2 separate regions of the Homo sapiens genome follow, and region 2 is linked to region 1. The links are chromatin contacts, found by Hi-C or POLR2A ChIA-PET in ENCODE. All regions are on one chromosome and are shown on one strand. Each heading gives the region's core, a stretch centred on a gene start or an enhancer-like site at or near the end of the contact. The rest is flanking DNA. Distances are from core to core; before and after follow the strand shown. Region 1 overlaps REEP3 (receptor accessory protein 3). Region 2 overlaps REEP3 (receptor accessory protein 3).

What was found. Hi-C counts contacts between places; a loop is a spot of excess contacts on that map. ChIA-PET counts read pairs that join two places held with the same protein, here RNA polymerase II (POLR2A). Pooled maps may share reads with other maps.
Region 2: a loop to region 1 is called in a map of PC-3, with 4 times the contacts of the local background. The contact joins two enhancer-like sites. A Hi-C loop is called at or near these places in 1 of 168 maps with a recorded cell type or tissue (PC-3) and 2 of 50 pooled maps. POLR2A ChIA-PET finds 5 or more read pairs at or near these places in 8 of 52 experiments (AG04449, BJ, CD4-positive, alpha-beta T cell and 5 more).

What each region holds. Positions count from the first base shown.
Region 1 is chr10:63,551,048-63,557,602 of GRCh38, forward strand. All of the region lies in intron 1 of REEP3 (receptor accessory protein 3), which reads left to right. Among named protein-coding and RNA genes, the nearest start is that of REEP3, 33 kb to the left of the region's middle. Within about 2 kb of position 3,869, at least 12 of the 41 ENCODE cell types and tissues checked have a DNase peak (open chromatin) inside an H3K27ac peak, as active enhancers do; they include PC-3, where a contact is called at or near this core.
Region 2 is chr10:63,585,063-63,592,057 of GRCh38, forward strand. All of the region lies in intron 2 of REEP3 (receptor accessory protein 3), which reads left to right. LOC105378329 (a long non-coding RNA gene) reads right to left here. Exons shown (of 4, transcript XR_001747467.3): 4 at 6,720-6,806. Among named protein-coding and RNA genes, the nearest start is that of REEP3, 67 kb to the left of the region's middle. RefSeq lists a silencer at 3,747-4,041. Within about 2 kb of position 3,554, at least 3 of the 41 ENCODE cell types and tissues checked have a DNase peak (open chromatin) inside an H3K27ac peak, as active enhancers do; they include PC-3, where a contact is called at or near this core.

The DNA of each region.
Region 1 (6,555 bases), core at 2,619-5,118:
AAGAATAGCTAGTGTCCAGATCTTGGTTTCAAATACCATTTTCCAATAAAAGGAATAAAGGCTCCTTAGAGACATGTTGATTCTAGGAATGGGCAGGAAATATACATGATGAGCCTGCAGCATCTTGTAGTGCCAGAAAGTAAAGAAAGTGCTCAAACAAAAACAATGTAGGTATGTCGTAGGGACACAGGACATTGAGAAAGATCCCAGTGACCCAAGGAGATCTGGAACAATTTAAGCAGCAAAATAAAGTAGTATTGGATTATACCATCCAAAGCATAAAATAAATATCATGAGTCCATACTCATATAAATAAATGAATACAGGAGAATAGGTAAATCTCTCCTGGAGAAGAATCCATATAATTTATGTAGATACTCTGCCCTCAAGGAAATGGAGCATCACTCCCCACTCCTTAAGGCTGTACATAGTGACTTTCTGCCAAAAAACGTGGTATGTAAATCTGGGGAGGGGCGCCAGTAACTTTACCTAACATATACTACCTCAGCCACATCATCTTTGTGATATTACTCCCAAAAACCCATGACCTGAGTCTAATCTTGAGAAAAATTTCAGACAAATGTCCCTAATTGAGGGACATTCTAAAAAATACTTAAGTAGCACTCCTCAAAACTATCAAGGCTATCAAAACTCAGGCTTGAGAAACTTAGTGAGGAGCTTGGGAAAACATGATGAGTAAACATGATATGGTAAATGGATGGGATCCCAGATGGGATCCTGGAAAAGAAATGAGACCTTAGGAAAAACCAGGAAAATTTGAATAAAGTATGGACTTCAATTAATAACGATATATTATTATTAGTTTCTTAATTGTGGCAAATGTGTCATACCAATGTAAAATTTTAAGAATAAGAGAAATCAGTTGTGGAGTTTATGGGAACTATCTGTACTATCTTCACACTTTTTCTGCAAAACTGTTCTAAAATTAAAATTTTATTTTAAAAGAGTAAGTGGCCAACATTATGGCATTTCTGTCTTAATTATTATATCTCCTAAATAAGGCATTATCTTATATAGTCACAAGACAAATATCACTTAAGAAATACAGCACTGGGGCCGGGCACAGTGGCTCACGCCTGTAATCCCAGCACTTTGGGAGGCCGAGGCAGGTGGATCACGAGGTCAGGAGATCAAGACCATCCTGGCTAACACGGTGAAACCCTGTCTTTACTAAAAATACAAAAAAAAAAAAATTAGCTGGGTGTGGTGGCACATACCTGTAGTTCCAGCTACTCGGGAGGCTGAAGCAGGAGAATGGCATGAATTCAGGAGGCGGAGCCTGCAGTGAGCCGAGATTTTGCCCCTGCACTCCAGCCTGGACCACAGAGCAAGACTCCGTCTCAAAAAAAAAAGAAAGAAATATAACATTGATGAACTATTAATACCTAAAGTAGTTCATATCCAAAATACCCAAGTTGCCCAAGTAGTGCCTTATGTAGCTACCTGGTTATTGTTTTTAATACAGAATCCAATCAAATAGCATTGCATCTTATTGTCATTTCTCTTTTTTCTCCCTAGCAGAACAGTGCCCTCATGATGAGGAATTTTAACACCCCTTCTTTTCAGTTGATAGATGGACTGCCCTTCATTTAATCACTTGTATATGTTTCTTTAGGGAGGAAAAAAGTAGTAAAGTTAGGATTGGTGGAGATTATACCATTTCTCAAGTAGGATCATCCCAGACTGCCTTTGAGTGACGTTTCATTAGACACAGGGGGCTTGCTAGTGCCAAGCAGCCAGTCTGCTGGTTTTGTGCTGTAATTACTGATGTCAGAATTAAATTAGGTGGTAGTGTAGTTCTTGTGGCACATGTTTGTTTCTTTTTCTGTCAGGTTGTCCCAGATAGAAATAAAGTTCCCACCTCTCTGATTTTCTTGTAGTAAGAAAGTACTTAGACATTGTCTTTGTCAGTTGACCATCTCAAGAGAACATGGAGAATACTCACAAATGCTTTTACAATGACTTAATTTTTATGTTCTGGTTGTTACTTCTGTAATGTAACTTCTGTTATTGTTCACTTACTTTACAAAATAAGAAGACCAAACCTTTTTTTAAAGCCCCGTTAATGAAAGACAGTAAACAGGCAGTGTGGCTCTGAGAGGAGGGAGAGCTCACAACATGAAGAGCGAGATTGTTCTAGCTACAGGGAGTGGCATGGGAAAAAATTACTGTGTTGGAGATGCTGGAGGTATTAGAGTGATTTGAATAAATGGAATGAAGGAAGTGGTTTAAGAAATATGAAAATAGAATGTTTTGGTTTCCAAATCATCACAAATTTAATTTTCATTAAAAAGCGATAGCAAGTTCACTGATGTATCCCTAGTGATAGAAAAACACAGTGCCTTGACATGTAGTATGCCGTCAGTGATACCTGTTATTGTTTAATGGAGACTTAAAAGATTGTTTGAAAGCAAAATATTAAATTAACCTGGTGAAGCGTTTTCATGCTCATTGGTGAAGTGCCTGTAGGTGACTGTAGCTTAGACTGTACATTAGGTATGAATGTTCTATGGGAGGGCTTGGCCAGAATTTTATATCTGAGTTCAGTTTAGAGAAGTTCACTTTGTGGTCATGTGATACTGAATGAATTGCACAGAATAGGGTAGAATTTGTGTTTATGGCTTTCCTTACTCATCCTCCTTTAATTTGTAGAGACGGATGTATTTCAGGAGAGGAAATTTTTTGCAATGTTTTCACAATTGTTTGTACATGTTTTTTCTTCACCAGAAGCTTTTTAAAACTTAGATTGGCCGGGGGCGGTGGCTCACGCCTATTTGTAATCCCAGCACTTTGGGAGGCCGAGGCGGTTGGATCACAAGGTCAGGAGATCGAGACCATCCTGGCTAACACGGTAAAACCACGTCTCTACTAAAAATACAAAAAATTAGCTGGGCGTGGTGGCAGGCGCCTGTAGTCCCAGCTACTCAGGAGGCTGAGGCAGGAGAATGGCGTGAACCCGGGAGGCAGAGCTTGCAGTGAGTGGAGATCGCACCACTGCCCTCCAGCCTGGGTGACAGAGCAAGACTCCGTCTCAAAAAAAAAAAAAAACCTTAGATTGCAATTGAACTTTCACGTTATCTTTAAGTCAGTGGGCCTAATGGTAAGTTCAAATTTTACACATCCTGTGCTTAAGGGGCTAAATAAAGTAAACAACTCCTCTGAGTCAAGAGTTACTCAGGAATCAGGAATTGGTCAGATCATGAGTAATCATTTGATAGGAATTAAAGGGTGTGATGATTGTTGATTAAAGACATGCATATTCCTTTATGTAGACTTAGTATACAATCAGAAAATGGGTCTCAGATATTTTTTTTATATGACAGTAGTATGCCTGTGGAATTACAATTGTTTAGAGAACTTCGGAATATTGACATCATCGAACTGTTAATATTGGGGATCTGCTATGAGCTATACATTGTATGAAATACAGGTTTTCTTTGGGGGACAGTTTTTTGGTATAGAGGAAAGAGCACAGGTCTTCAAATTAGAAGTTCTATGTTTTGGCTTTAACACTTGCTATGTGCTTAATTCATAAGATCATTAATCTCTCTAAGCCTTACTTTTATCATCTGTAGAACTAGAACAATAGCACCTACCTCGCCTATGAATTTTCTGTGTGTAATGACAATCAGGATGGAAAAATTGCAGCTGGAAAACTGTGGAGTGCTGTAGATTGTAGGGACCATTGTCTTCTTTCAGCCCTATGAGCCATTCTGTGGTACTCTACCCACAGGATGCTGAGTTACTGGAGTGCTTCAAGGGTTTGTAGCCCTTGATTCTACAGTGTACTCTGTTCCAAGTTCAGCATTCTTCTAAACATTTTTTTGTTGGGGTCTACCACATGGTAGGCCCTTGTGGTTGTAGTGGGGCGTGGCTAGTGGGGAGAGAGTGAGGAGATGAGGAAGTTTGAGTCTGAGTTGCTGTAGCTTGATTTTTTTTCCCCTCTAGTTTCATCTTTACCTTTCCTTTTAGAATAGAAATTATAGGCTCTGGAGTAAAATTAGAAATGTAGCTCCAATTTAGCTAAGTTTAGCTCTAACATGAAAATTCCAAGTTTCATAGCTTTTGATGAGTATTATGAAAAACATAAAGTCTTTCAAAGGAATTTCCACTGTCTTTTTCTCTCCTTCATGGTTTTAAACATGGGGACCTTTGGTTATAGAATTCAGGATTTGGGGCTGTTGTTGTTTTTTTCCCCATGGGTTTGACTCTTTCTCCTTGTATGGAATTTTCATATTTTTCTTTAAGGTTTAGTCACTTAACCATTGTTTTACTAAATGGGAATTCTCTACTGACAGAGATTTTTAGCAACAAATGTATTTTTCTTAAAATTTGTGTAAGACAAAAATTACATATTATTTTGGCAGTGATCATGCATGACCTTTGCTACCTGATGGCTGCCATGGCAGAAAAACTCATGTAGGAAGTTTATCACAGGGAGAATATACACAGGTACCTTGGTTATCAGTAGACTTTGCACTACTTGTAACCATTTAGTCTACTCTTTGTAACTCTCTCTTCTTTTATCATGATGTCTTACATTTATTTTTGCATCTAAGTGAAGGATAGAGCGTGGCAAAAGTCCAGATAACCTATAATGACTTTCACATTACTTTAAAAAATCCAGTTAACCAACGTACTGTACTGACAACATATTGCTTAATCATAATCAGTTTTAATCCAACACCAAACTAAGCATAATATTGTCACACATTGGTTTGTTGAAGATGCAGAATTTAGAAATTCAGATCCTTGAGCCCTACTGCCAAAAATCCTCCTTCCCAGTTGATTATTTTACATAGACAGGTTTGGGAGCTACTGAACCATTTGTAAGGGGCACTTTTCAAATAATTGTCAAGGGTTTAAAATTCATCAGAGGATTCTACAATCAGTGAAAATAAGTTGTCTTAGGAACCTGTTAACTGCATTTATCTCTTTATTTATGAAGTTCCTAAGAAACATTTCCTCTGGGGGAAAAATGCTACCTTGAAAAAAAACCAGAAAACCATTCTTATAAACTATTTCTGGGATTCCTCATTGAGATTAAGATTCTGATTTTATTTTATTATTTATTTATTTATTTGAGACAGAGTCGCTCTGTCACCCACTGCAACAGAGCTCACTGCAACCTCCGCTTCCCAGGTTTAAGCGATTCTCCTGCCTCAGCCTCCCAAGTAGCTGGGATTACAGGCGCGGGCCACCATGCCCGACTAATTTTTTTTTTTGTATCTTTAGTAGAGACAGGGTTTCACCATGTTGGTCAGGCTGGTCTCGAACTCCTGACCTCAAATGATCCGCCCACCTTGGCCTCCCAAAGTGCTGGGATTACAGGCGTGAGCCACCATGCCTGGCCTATGATTCTATTTTTTAAATTCATTACAGTCTATATTAATATTAGAGAACTAATACTCAAACAGAATTTGAGTGAACTATTATAAATGACAGAAAAATTTGCCCTCTCTCTTAATTTTACATGAAATCATTTTTAAAATTGGTGGGGTTTTTGTTTTGTTTTGTTTTGTTTTGTTTTGTTTTCTGTTTGCTTGTTTTTTTTTTTGTTGTTTTGTTTTTTTTTTTTTTTTTTTGAGACGGAGTCTCGCTCTGTCGCCCAGGCTGGAGTGCAGTGGCGGGATCTCGGCTCACTGCAAGCTCCGCCTCCCGGGTTCACGCCATTCTCCTGCCTCAGCCTCCCAAGTAGCTGGGACTACAGGCGCCCGCCACTACGCCCGGCTAATTTTTTGTATTTTTAGTAGAGACGGGGTTTCACCGTTTTAGCCGGGATGGTCTCGATCTCCTGACCTCGTGATCCGCCCGCCTCGGCCTCCCAAAGTGCTGGGATTACAGGCGTGAGCCACCGCGCCCGGCCTTTGCTTGTTTTTTGATCCCAGGGTCAAGCCAGGAAACTTGGTTGTTATAATGGGCTGCCTTTTTGATTTCACTAAATTCTGTGAATTCTCCCTATGTATAGTGTTCCATTGTCCTCCCAATAAAAACATACTATAGTTTCCCTTGGCTAAAACCCATGTAGGCAGTGGTGTGCCGGTAATGCTTGACAACTGAGGGAAAGAGGACTGATTCATACAATTTGCTAATTTCTGTGATGTAAAGTACTGCCTACAATAGCCTAGTTCAAGCTCGCAGCGTGACCTCACTGAATGTGGAGCTGGAAAGAAATGCACACAGCACACTTAGTATTTCTAGTATTTCCACCATACAGATAGAATAGAAGTATATAACTTGAAGAGCATAGTAAAATGTAAAATAATTAGGAATAAATATAATTAGAAAATAATGAGTTTTTGACTATTTCCCTTTGTCTTTAATAAATGTTATATGTATAACTTATCTTACTGTTTGGATACCAAATAAACTGTTTCCATGCTTATCTTTGGGAAATGCCACTGTTTCAAAATGGGAGGTTTTTGCTTAGCGTTTTCTTCCTTATTCTATTGTTTAAATTAATTACCTACGTTAAATTTATCAACAACAAAGAAGAAGCTCTCCAGGTGATTTTGACGTGTTGCAGGGTTGGGG
Region 2 (6,995 bases), core at 2,304-4,803, 34 kb after region 1:
CTGTTAACTTTGAAAAAATAGGCTATTTTATATGTGATAAACTGCTGCTTGCAGTTCAGAGTTACTTGTTGGGATTGTGTATCAATTCAGACCTTAAAATGTAAGAGTGGAAGCCATCCTCTGTGCTTGCTTTCCAGGCACAGGGTGCTAGGTACTGAGAATATGAAGATGAACAAGGCACTTTTGATCCCTATTTGTTGTTACAGTCAAATGGCAGGGGTGGTTGTTACATAAACCAACCATATGGATATGTTACAAAGGAAAAGTACGGTACACAGAGATTATATATGATCTCTGGAAGGAGTCAGGGTAATTAGGAAAGGCTTTCTTTTGGAAGTAAAGAAATTTTATTTATACAAGGCAGTGAATAATATGTAATGTAATAAAATACTAGTAGTTATATATTAAATCAGACATTGTGCTGGTAATCACCTATTCTTATCCTTCTATGTTATACTAATCCCCCCATGAAAGCTTTGTGGGTGTAGGAAAACCTTGACATCAAGGTTTATGACTATCTCATGTCAAAGGTTTTGTTTGTAGTAGGCCCTAAGTAATGTTTATCAAATTAATATATCACATTTTTTCTTTTTATTATACAAGTGTAAATTATTACAATTATAACATTTAACTTTATCATTGCTATCATAATGTCTCACTGGTCATAGCATAACAAGTTATATAAAGGTATCATTTAAGAAAAATACTTTGAAGTTAATATGCCATTACTGCTATTATCTATGGCTCTTATAAATCTACAGCAGTGTACCTCCAACCATACCATATTTCCTTGTATACTTGGGGCCTGGGTATTGTTCTCAATTTCTGTGATGGAAATCCTGAGGATCATTTTACAATTGCAGCTTACTTTTTGTTTGCTTTATTTGTTTATCCTGGGATCTAAATCAATTTCATAAAAGTTTTCTCTAAGAATGTAAATCATAGAATCTTGTTTTATTGAAAATGTTAAGAGATCATGAAATGAAGCTAACTCTTCATTTGGCATTAGGGTAGGTAAATGCATACCTATTAAATGAAGCATGGTTTTCTTGATAGTAAATTTAGCCTAGGAGTATGTTCATTTTACAGTATTCACTCCAGCTTTAAATATCCTCTAATTCCTTTGAGAGAGTGAAGCTAAGAACTCTATCACATGACCGTCTGGATTTCTGAAATGCTAAGTCTTTATAAAAGCCTTATGGATTTGAGTAATAATAAAGCAAGTGCTGGCTTGTTAAGTAGGCTAATCTGATCCATGCACTATATAAATCAGAATGTAATTTTAAATACTATGACTTTATATCGCAGATGACTCCATATTCTTCAAAAGAACTTGCCTAATTATAAGAGCATATTTCCTTGGAAAATCAATTTCTTTTGATTTTTAAATGACTTTAAGATTCCATTTGAGGATTATTTTACTTATATATTTTTATTTTAAATGAAAATATTCATCACATTTCTTTAGTCACAAAAAATATAGTAGGTAAAGTGCTCCAGTAGTGAAAATGATTGCCATTTCATTGTGACCACTTTCAAGAGAAGTTTATTACCAAATAATTAGAAAAAAAATGGAAATTATAATCTCACTTGTTAAGTTAACCCAGTTCATTCGTTCTTTTTTTAAAAAATTAATTTTTTATGGTAGGGGTAGAGATGGGGTCTTGCTGTGTTGCCCAGGCTGGTCTGGAACTCCTGTGCTCAAGCAATCCTCCCACCTAAACCTCCCAAAGTGCTGGGATTAAAAGCATGAGCCACGACACCCGGCTTATTAATTCTTTTAATAAGTATTTTTGAGCTTCTGTTTTGTGCCAGGTACTGTACAAGGCATTAGATACACTCTTGGCAAAGAAAACAAAGTAAGCAAAATAAAACATCAAACATCTTTGTTTATAGAGTTTTCCTACTGACGTTTATGCATGTTTTTTTTTTTTTTGCATTTTATTCACTGGCCTCCCACTCAGAATATATTTACTTGAAATATTGTGCCTATTTCTAACAAGTTCATTTATCTGATTTCTTGGCCTATTGAAAGTAGAAGAGGATTGCTGCTGAAACCATGTAGACTGAATGCAGATGATAGCTAACAAATTCACACAGACTTCACACTTGCCAAGGGATCACAATAATAATTTAAAATGGTATTCCTCTAGCTCTGCCTCTGTCTGCTGCATGAGAACATCAATCCTTCCTACCCTTCATTTCTTTCCAAAATACTTCCCTGAGGATATCTCAACCACAGTTGCTTAAAATGTGGTCCCCTTCTCCATTTCTCAATCATTGTAGCACTGTCACGACCAGTCCGGGCATTAGCCCTGCCACAGATGGCAGCTAATAGTACTATGACCAGTGCCTAACTAATTCTGGAACCACTGCTGCTGTGGCCTTGCTCTCTCATTATTACAGAGATTAGTGTAACCTCTTATACTGCGGTAGGCTAAGCCGCTATGATCATAGTATGTAACAATAATGCAATGACTGAAGAACTATAGAAATCTATTTCTTTTTCACATAAAAGTCCTGGTTAGGTGCTCATTTCATCAAGAAGTTCTCCCCACACAACTATTAATATTTGAAAACTCAGATTCTACCCATCTTCAACACATAGCTTCCAAGGGTGCTCTGCTCCCTGCCATCCCAGCCAGTAGGAAGGAAGAGCAAGTGGAAGAGACACCCCCACTTCTCAAAAGCCTCACCTCATATTCTTTTGGTGAGAACTCAACAGATTCCTCATCTACCTGCAAAGAGGGGCTGAGGAACCCAGGCCCTGGCTCAGCCATTTTCTAGCCACACTCTGTCATTCTACCTTTTATGGACAGCAGTACATCATATCCATACTTCTCTTGTTTCATTGTCCTAGACTTTTCATACTTGTTTCATTGTCCTAGACCTTTCATTATAGCCCTTGCACCAGCACCCAGAACTGGTGAAGGCACCATTGGTCATAGTCTGTTCCAGGTCTTCCCTAGACAGCTCCCTTTCCCATCCTTAAAAACATCTTTTCTAAACATTTACTGCTGTTGTGAAATCCACTCACCTTCCCACTCATGTCCAGCCTTAACAGCTAATATGCCGCCTACTGCAGAGTAAAGGTAGAGGGCCTAACCCATGAACCCTTCAACTCTCTTCTGGACACAGCCACTCTTTTCTTCCTTTCTATCTGTCCCAGAGGAAGAGGTATCCCTGCTTCTTTCTTGAGCCCACTCTTTTCCCTCTGTGTTCCTAATCTTATTCTTGTCTATCTCATCCAGGATCTTGTTCCATTAAATATTCCTGCTTTCTCATAATTTGAATCTCATTATCTCTCCAGTATAACGTTAAATCCTTGAGAACATAAACATGCTTTCGTGTTGCTTCATGCTATTTTTTATTCCTTCTCCTTAAAAAAAAAAGATATCTTAAAAGATTAATTTATATGTACTCATCATGTTTTTACCTCCTATCTACTTTCTAGCCTTTTGCAGTTCTTACCAAAAGGAACACATTAAGCTATGTGCATTCCCACATTCATTCACCAATCCATCAACATACATTTATTTACACCTTTTATGCCAGGCACAGATGATTCATCAGTGATCAAAATAAAAGTCTTTGTCATCATGGGGTTTACATTCTACTAGGGAAAAAGCAGAGGAAGAGGGGAAAGCAAATATTTGTTAGATGTGCTTATGATATGTGATACATGCTAAAGAGAAAAATAAAGCAGAATAAGGAAGTTAGGATTTTGATATTTTAAAGAGGGTAGTCAGGAAACGCCTCTCTGATAGGAGATATTCGAACACAGACCTGAAGCAAGTGAGCAAGCTCTTCACATGGATAACTGGGGGAAATGCATTTTAGACAAGGAAACAGCATGCAAAAGGCCTCGAGGCAGGAGCATATCAGCACATACCAGGGCCAGTAAAAGAGCAGGTGTGGCTGAAGCAGAACAGAACAGGAGGTGCAGTAGCAGGTGAGGGCAGAGAGATTGCTGGAGCCACGTAGATACACAGGGCTTTCCAGGCTATAGTAAGCAATGATTGGGAACCATGGGAGGGGTTTGAGCAGAGGAATGGCATGATTTGGCTTCTGTTTTAAGTAGGCACCCTGACTGTTGTATGCAGAATAGAGTCAAAAAAATGGAGTGACCAGTTAGGATGCCACTGAAATAATCCAGACAGGAGGTGATGGTCATTTGAGCTGACGAGGTAATGAAAAATGATTTCTATTCTGGGTGTTTCAAAGGGCTAACAGGTTTAGTAGTGCTGGAACCTTCTATTTTCCCCTCCAGTGGAGCTTTTCCTCCACTCTCCATACTTCTCTGCCCGGCTGCTTATGGCCCAGGAGACTGGTCTATACAGGCTGGATCATCTCTGGCCTCCTTTGGGTTTGGCCCATGAGAGGCCCCTGCACAAGATCAGAAGACAGGAAAAGCATGAGGTCACAATATTTGTTCTCCTAGCCCCCTCACTGCCACCACCAGTTAGCTGTGACCGTGGCTCTCACCTGCTTACCATCTTTGGGTTCCAGGAAGCCTTTTCCTCCCCTACCTCCTTCTCACCTAGATATAATACCAGTTCCTGCAGTGGCTTGCTCAGGGGCACGCCACTATACTTTATTGGTGTTCTTGAACCTTGCACACAGATTTATAAATAATCCCTTTAGTAAGCTTTCCTCCAAATATTGGGATTTTGACCCATACTGGGAGCTAGGACGTCTAATGTACTAAGAACAGCAGAACATCTTTTTTTTTTTTTTTTTTTTTTTTTTGGAAACGGAGTCTTGCTCTGTTGCCCATGTTGGAGTATAGTGTCATGATCTCACCTCACTGCAGCTTCCACCTCCTGGGTTCAAGCGATTCTCCTGCCTCAGCCTCCCAAGTAGCTGGGATTACAGACACGCACTACCATGCCCGGCTAATTTTTGTATTTTTAGTAGAGAGGGGGTTTCACCATGTTGGCCAGGCTGGTCTGGAACTCCTGACCTCAAGTGATCCGCCCACCTCAGCCTCCCAAAGTGCCAAGATTACAGGCGTGAGCCACCGCACCTGGCCCAGAACATCTTTTTAAATTAGGGACGGGATCTCATTATATTGCCCAGGCTGGCCTCGAATTCCTGGGCCAAAGCAGTTCTCCACCTCAGCTTCCCATGTAGCTTGAACTACAGGTGCACTCACGCATTTTAAAAATCATGGTTATTTACTTGTTTTTCTGCCCAGTGAAATGTTGAATCCTTGAGAATGGAACTATCATGTTTATGTTTCTATTCCCATGCCATGAGGCAGGTAGGATTTGCTTACAGTTGAATCAGTGAGTGTTATTTTTAATGTTGCCACCTGAGTCCTCAAGAATTGACTAAATTATGTTTTACATGAAAGATTAATGAAAAGGAGGGTATATGTGCATGTGTCCCCATCTTAGTGCTTATAGGTGTAAACTTCACCTTGTTGGATAATTAAGTTCTCTGGGATCAAGGAAATTTTTTTTTTTTCCTTGACTTGTGTATAGTTATCGACTAGGCTACATAGAAGGGAGGTGCAGAATATTCAGGCAATTCCTATGTTATGTGAGCCTCCTATAATACAAGCCCCCTTTCTGAAAATGAACTGTCATCTGGGTTGAAATTGTGCACCACTGGGAATGGGGGACTTGTAGATTGACAAGGGCCAAAGGGACTTTTAAGGAAATATTGGGTATAGCTTTCTCATTATTCATTGTTCTTGTGAAGATATCTAAACAACAGTTTGTTGATTTTACCAATTGTTTCCGAACTGGAAAGAAATACGATTTGTTCTCACTTCCCCGATAATATATTTCTATCAATAAAGTTAGTAACCTTTTTTCCCAGTAGCTTAAAAGGTGATTTGTGATTTATTAAAGTCACTTGATAAATTACTGACTTCTATTTACATATTTTAACAGCAATTCTTTATATTATATTTGGTTACATATGTTTATAAGATAGTGTATTGGTTTCCTTTCAATTTTTTGGTATTAATACTACATTCTGTTATCAATGTTTTTTGTTGATCTAAAGAATATTTCCTTTATCTTCACATACATTTAGGTTTTGTGTTTTTGTTTTTGTTTTTTTTTTTTTTGACCTTGACTTCTTTCTGCTATTTCTTTTGAGCAAAACCTTAAACAGCAGGCTGAATGGCCTTGAGGTGTAGTTTTAATAAAAGCATCACTGAGTAATCATTTGGTATAAACTCCCAACCAAATACATTAATGGAAAAAAAGAAAGCAATATATTTTCAAGGTTAACTTTCTTTATGGTTGCTTCCATGAATAATACATGGTCATTGAATTTATTTAATTTTTGCCTGTATTCAACTATATTTAAGGTTCATATTTCTGATGAGAACAAAAAAAATCATAGGTTCAAGAGACCAAATTGTCAAAGAATTTATTAATTAAAGACAAATTAAAGCCATGGGGTTTGCATATGTAGAACTGTAGTCAATTCACCAGGAAAATGCCTAGAAATACCCTATTGATTAGATAGTTTGCTGTTGGGTATTTAACTAAAAGTTGAAGCCTTTTCTCTCTCTTTTATTTTTGACACTATTAAATATTCTCACAACCTAAACAGATAATTTTTACTTTCTTAGGAAAAAACATATATTTTAAAGCACATATTTATTTTGTGAGTTTTAAAATTAATTTGATGACTTCATCTGAAAATTGAATAAGCACTTAACTGAAGCACAGCTACTTTTGAAATCTTCAGAATGTGCAGCAGCTCTAATTCATTCCACAATTCGTCATTCAGGGAATGTCAGCAAATGGCTACCGTCTGTACAGTCCTTTTGCCTCTACTCAACCCTATTAACAAGTAAATTAAAACAATTTGTGGAGCATTACTTATAGTTGTTATCCCCTTGGAAGATCACAACCATCAACACAGTTGTAAAATAATGAAAACGTGAAATAATGAAAAATAGAAAGTAGTTACTTAAATGCTTTTATTTTTCTGTGAATTTATTAAATTTTCTGTGAAGTGAGCCATATTTC